Regions from separate parts of the Homo sapiens genome. Here region 2 is linked to region 1. The links are chromatin contacts, found by Hi-C or POLR2A ChIA-PET in ENCODE. All regions are on one chromosome and are shown on one strand. Each heading gives the region's core, a stretch centred on a gene start or an enhancer-like site at or near the end of the contact. The rest is flanking DNA. Distances are from core to core; before and after follow the strand shown.

What was found. A loop is a pair of places that touch in the nucleus more often than their neighbours do. ChIA-PET counts read pairs that join two places held with the same protein, here RNA polymerase II (POLR2A). Pooled maps may share reads with other maps.
Region 2: a map of HCT116 shows a loop between it and region 1 (5-fold over the local background). The contact joins two enhancer-like sites. A Hi-C loop is called at or near these places in 1 of 168 maps with a recorded cell type or tissue (HCT116) and 6 of 50 pooled maps. POLR2A ChIA-PET finds 5 or more read pairs at or near these places in 1 of 52 experiments (activated CD8-positive, alpha-beta T cell).

Annotation. Positions count from the first base shown.
Region 1 is chr10:3,089,793-3,092,492 of GRCh38, forward strand. The region is part of intron 2 of PFKP (phosphofructokinase, platelet); the gene reads left to right. Among named protein-coding and RNA genes, the nearest start is that of PFKP, 24 kb to the left of the region's middle. RefSeq lists enhancers at 879-2,078, 1,559-1,758, 2,613-2,700. Within about 2 kb of position 1,324, at least 20 of the 41 ENCODE cell types and tissues checked have a DNase peak (open chromatin) inside an H3K27ac peak, as active enhancers do.
Region 2 is chr10:3,763,899-3,766,598 of GRCh38, forward strand. All of the region lies in intron 2 of LOC105376363 (a long non-coding RNA gene), which reads left to right. Among named protein-coding and RNA genes, the nearest start is that of KLF6, 20 kb to the right of the region's middle. RefSeq lists an enhancer at 1,924-2,700. Within about 2 kb of position 1,378, at least 6 of the 41 ENCODE cell types and tissues checked have a DNase peak (open chromatin) inside an H3K27ac peak, as active enhancers do.

The sequences.
Region 1 (2,700 bases), core at 74-2,573:
TCACTCATCCCTGGATTTTATTCCTTCTATCTCAAACTGTTTTTTACCCATTAACCATCCTTCTTTACACCCCTGCTTCCTTCTACTTTTCCCAGCCTCTGGTAACCATCATTCTGTTCTCTGTCTCCACGAGATCAATCCTAACTCTGTCTTCATGAGATCAATTTTTTATTTAAGCTTAAATGTATGAGTAAGAGATTGCAGTATTTGTCTTTCTGTGCCTGGCTTATTTCACCTAATTTCTGCCTGTTCCATCCATGTTGCTCAGAATGACAGGATTCATTCTTTTTTATTGGCTGAATAATATTCCATTGTGTATCAAGATGTGGAATCAGTCTAAGTGGCCATCAGTGGGTGCGTGGATAAAATGTGGCGTATATACGCAATGGAATATTTTTAAGCCATTAGAAAACCTGCTTTTTAAAATCCCAAGTCTTCTGAGTCCTGGCCTGCCTCTCAGACCTGGGTTTTGGGTGAGCCATCGTGGGCCTGCAGGACGTACTGCAGTGACTGTGGATGCATAAATCAACCTTTCATTTCTGTGTGCTCATCTGTGCAGTAGAAATGGTGTTTGCCCTCCTGTCTCCCTGGTAGAAAGGACTTGGAAAAGTCTGAGACTAACGGGGCAGAGGAGCTGTTTGACTGCTTTTCAGGGATGAGACGCGCATGCCTTTGACTCCATGGGTGTGTGGCCAGGTAGGGAAACGGGGTCTGCACCTGAACACATCTATTCACAGATGGCTCTGCACTGAAGAGGCTCAGCCCCCTCCCCGGCCTGGTCTCTGCGTCATACCCACAGGCTGGGCTTCTCTCTGAGTGTCAGGGCGATGGCATCTGGGGTGGGCAATTCTTGGTGGGCGGTCCTTTGACTCTCAGGATGCGGAGCAGCACCCCTGTGTCCACCTACCCCATAGTCATGACAGTCAAAGATGTCCTTACAGTATCTCCAACATCGGCGAACGTCCTATGGGGGGAAAATCACTCTTTTGGGGGACCGCTGTTCTAGACCTATTTGGGCTCAAATTGAGGGGATATTATGTTTTATTTTTTTAAGGATGACTCAGTAATTTATCCAACAGATTTTTTTCACCTATACTCTAGTTTCTAACCTAGAGCTCTCTGGGTTACCAACAGACCAGGACAGTTAAACAGGTTACTATTAATTAAAGGGGTTTGTTTTTTCCTTCAGTAGTGCATGTGTGAAGAAAGTATTAACCTGGGAACAGTGGCGTTTCTGCTGAAAGCCTGGCCTTCATCGAGGGACCTCTGCTGTCTGGCCGCTGCTTGAGCTCCTATAAACCTGGGCCAAGCCTACGTGTGAAGCATGCCAAGCCTTGGGCTGCATTCCAGGGAGACTCGGGGAGGGTTTGCCAGTTAACCCATTCCTTTCTACCTGGTGAACCAATTGTTGCTTCTTTCTTTTTTCTCTTAAGCTAAGGTTTTTCCTTAGAAGCCTACAAATGGCTTTAGCTTCTTGGAGATGATGATACTAAGTATATCAGATGCTTTGACCCAAAGGCCATGCCCAGGGTAAACTACCCTGGCTCTGGTGGGTCCAAACCAAGCTGGGGCGAGTCAGTTGGTTAATCCAGGGCTGCCACTGTGTCTGCAGGAAACAGTCGGCTCCTTGCATTTGGTTTCATTCATGAATTTCATATCCTGTTGTTGAATATTCTTCTGCAGATTTCAGAAATTGTTCATATTATTATAGCTCTTCAAATATGACTCACTTAAGATTCTTGCCGAGCACCGTGGCTCATACTTGTAGTCCCAGTACTTTGGGAGGCTGAGGCGGATGGATCCTTTGAGGTCAGGAGTTAAAGACCAGCGCGGCCAACATGACGAAACTCCGTCTCTACTAAGAACACAACAGGTAGCTGGGCGTGGTGTAATCCTTGGAAGGCTGAGGCTTGAACTCAGGAGGTGGAGGTTGCAGTGAACCTAGATTGCGCCACTGCATTCCAGCCTGGGTGACAGAGCGAGACTGTGTCAAAAAAGAAAAAGAAAAAAGTCTTTTATCTTAATTTTTTGTTTGTTTTAAAGTTTGGTTCTGCTCTAGACAGCTGTTTGTAAACAATATCAGAGCTGTCTTTGTCATAGTCCACACCCTAAAGAAAGGCTAGGAATAATTCTGATCATTTTATCGCTAGTTTTTTCCATGATTAAAAATAACACATTCAAAAGGTGTCAGATAAGTGATGCCTTTTTATGTTGAAAGGATAAAGGGTGTTGGTACAGCATCAGCATCCAGCCTCTGGTCTTCCCAGATGTGCTGCCATGGAGCCTGTGCCACCTGACCCCCGCCACCGGCCCCCAAGCTTAGCTCAGGTGCCCGAGGGTCTCCATCTCCCCATGGCCCCCGGTCAGCAGCCCTGTCCCTGCACCCAGACTGGCCAACCCTTCTGAGCTTGAAATATCAGCATGTGATCTTAGCTTCCCTTGTTTCAGCCCTGAGCATTACAGCTTGACTTACTATACCAATAAACAAACCATTAACTTATCAATGAATTGATTGGCATCATGCTTCCCTTCTTTAGTTGGTCTCGTGGAGGTAGAGAGGAGGATGTAGATAGCAGAGGCTGGGAAGGGGGTGTGGACAGGAGGGGATGCAGAGAGGTGGATGGGTGCAAACATATGCTTAGATAGGAGTAGGTTCCAGTGTTGATAGCGGAGTAGGCTGGCTGTGTTAGCAACAGCGTA
Region 2 (2,700 bases), core at 128-2,627, 670 kb after region 1:
TGATTTGGGGAGGGATGATGGGAGGGGAAATAAAGGCATAAACATGAAGTAACAAGGGAAGTCAAAAATTCAGGTAGATAAGGCGAGAGCTGACGCTGTTGCAATCCATTCTTCATTCCCCATACGTGAGTTGCCTGAGGTTTCTGAGGTCACAGAAGCTGTGATGAACATGATTCAGTAGGAAGCAAGCAGGAATAGGAGCCAGAATCCTGAGTTCTCCTCTCAGCTCTGATGCTGACACTGTGATCTTATTATGTAAGATTAAATAAAAATCGTGTTTTAGACACGTAGGCAGAGAAAAAGTCACCATGCTGAAATTGGCCAAGGGACTGAACAGAACCTGTTGCGTAGGATCTTTTCATGATTCTAAGTTCTACAGGAGTTAGACACAATATCTGAACGGTCTCAGGTCTCTATCTTTAAGATACTAGAACTCAGGATTGAACTGGAATTTGAAGCAGAATACTCTGTTTGCTGAGTGCTGAGTTCTGCCAAGAGATAAATTTTTCTCCAGCCTCTGCAGACAGAGGCACCCTGAGCTCCTGGGATCTGGGGCAGCAGCCTCAGGGCTGTCCTGGATTTGAACGGCAAGTACAGAATTGCACCCATCCTCTCAGTAAACCTGAGCAGTAGACATCCCCATGCCCACTTTAGAAAGAGGGAGGTTAAAGCTCCCATGTGTTAATCAGTTCTCATGGTTAGAAACTTCTGGAGCTGGCATTTGAGAGATCTGTTGGACTCTGAAGCACATCTGTCTTCTCATTTAAGCCCTGTTCTAGGCATTTGCCCATACAGGGTGTGAGACTGGGCTTGTCAGTAACGTCCCTGCACTTGTAGAAACAGGACAGAAGAGGCTGCTGGCATGGGCCACCACACAGGCAATGGGCTAAGAAAGAACAGTCAGGATGCAAGAGAGAAATTTCTCCGAGTTCATAACCAGCCGATTGTGCAGGTGCAAACTTTGTGATCTGTGCACACCAAAGATCATTTCCGTATTTGCCTTGTAGCTGCCACTGTTGTTGTTTGCTAGGGAAAGGTGATAGTCCCTTGAAAACCTGTTCTGTTGCCCTGAGGCCACTTGATATCCAAAGTTTTCTTCATCCCTCAACCACAGCAAGCACTGACCCTCACAGTGACAGAGTGTGGGCAATGCACTCTGCACTCCTGAGTTACACAAATAAGGATTGATTTGATCGTTTCAAAACAAGGAGGTCACTGCAAAATTCAACAAATGCTCAGTAATGCCATTTTCTTCGCTGAGAGCTCCTCCTCTGCCAGCAGTACATGTCCCTCTCTAAGAAAAGGACTCTCAGAAGTGGGCAGATCGTAAGAGCTATGACTGATGATGAAGCAAAGATGAAAATCGTCTTCATGACTTGCATGTGCAGCAGAGGAAACCACAAGTTATTCCCTGCAAGCCGGAAGCGGGCGGATGTTTTCATGGCCAAAGCCAGCAGTCCCCATTTCTGTCTGTCATATTTTAGGGTAACTTGATGGAAGAGAGGGAGCAGGTGGCAGGGACAGCAAAGCACAGGCACCTTCTAGAAACAGTGAAGGGCTCAAGACATCCTGAGAATGCCAACTGGGTGCATGTGTCTGCTTTTGACCCACCCCAGATCTTTCTGTTTCTGAGTCCTGTACACCTGCAACAAGGGTAGGAGGGTAGTTTTTTAAATCGTTTTCCCTGTTTTACAAAGAAGAAATTACAATTACAATCTGGATCCCATGGGGCTGTGACATACATCACCCACCTTTGTGCCAGGACTGGGGCTAAGCTCCTTGCAGATACAATTTTTAATCCTGACAATCTTCCAGCACATTTGCTATCCTCAACCCCAGTTTTACAAATGACAAACTGAAGCAGAGGGAGGTGATGAAGCAGCTGCATCATATTTGAACACAATTCTCCCAGTTAAAGGTGCATTTCCATGCATTTGCTCTTGAGAGCTCCTCACCAACTCGCGAATTTAGGAAGATGAGAATTTCTCCTTCAGATACGTAGTGTGTTGGCCCACATCACAGAGCTAGTAGGGAGCTGGGTTCTGGAACCCAGGCCTTTGAGCTTCGGTGCATTTAATTTGTTGCTGAGATCTGAATATTTCCTTGTGACTGATCATGAAAACGTGATGAAATGGAAAAGAGTTACTAAAAGGAATGGTGGACGTGGGACTGGAAACAAAACAACGTGCCTCTAAGTTAGCCATTGGGGTAAAAGTGGAGCGAGGTCAGAGGCTCGTCAGGACTGTACTGGGCACGGCCCTGGCCTCCTCACTCACTGCCCACAGCAGCCCTCCCAGGGGACTGCACTGGTGGAGGAGGGGCAGACCCAGTCTGCCCTCGGATGGGACGCAGGGATTCAAAGTCCATTTTTCCATCTGAAACACTGACTGCATCACACGTTACCTTTAACTGGAAAAAGACAACATGCACTTTGCAATGTTCTGCGTTAAGATGAATACATGATGAACAGTGACAGCTTAACTGTCTGGTTGACCTTGAAGAAAAAAAGACAACCATTCTGTTTTAATGTAGTCAAATAAACATCAAGTGGCTTGCAAGTAAAAAGCAGGAAAAGGCAGCACTTTGTGAAAAAGGAGGTTTGGGATTTGTAAACGTTTTAACGAGTCATCTGGGAAAACCCGAGGTGTGTCTCCTGTGCAAAAGACTCACATCCGGAATTACAAAGGTTTTGCATTTAGC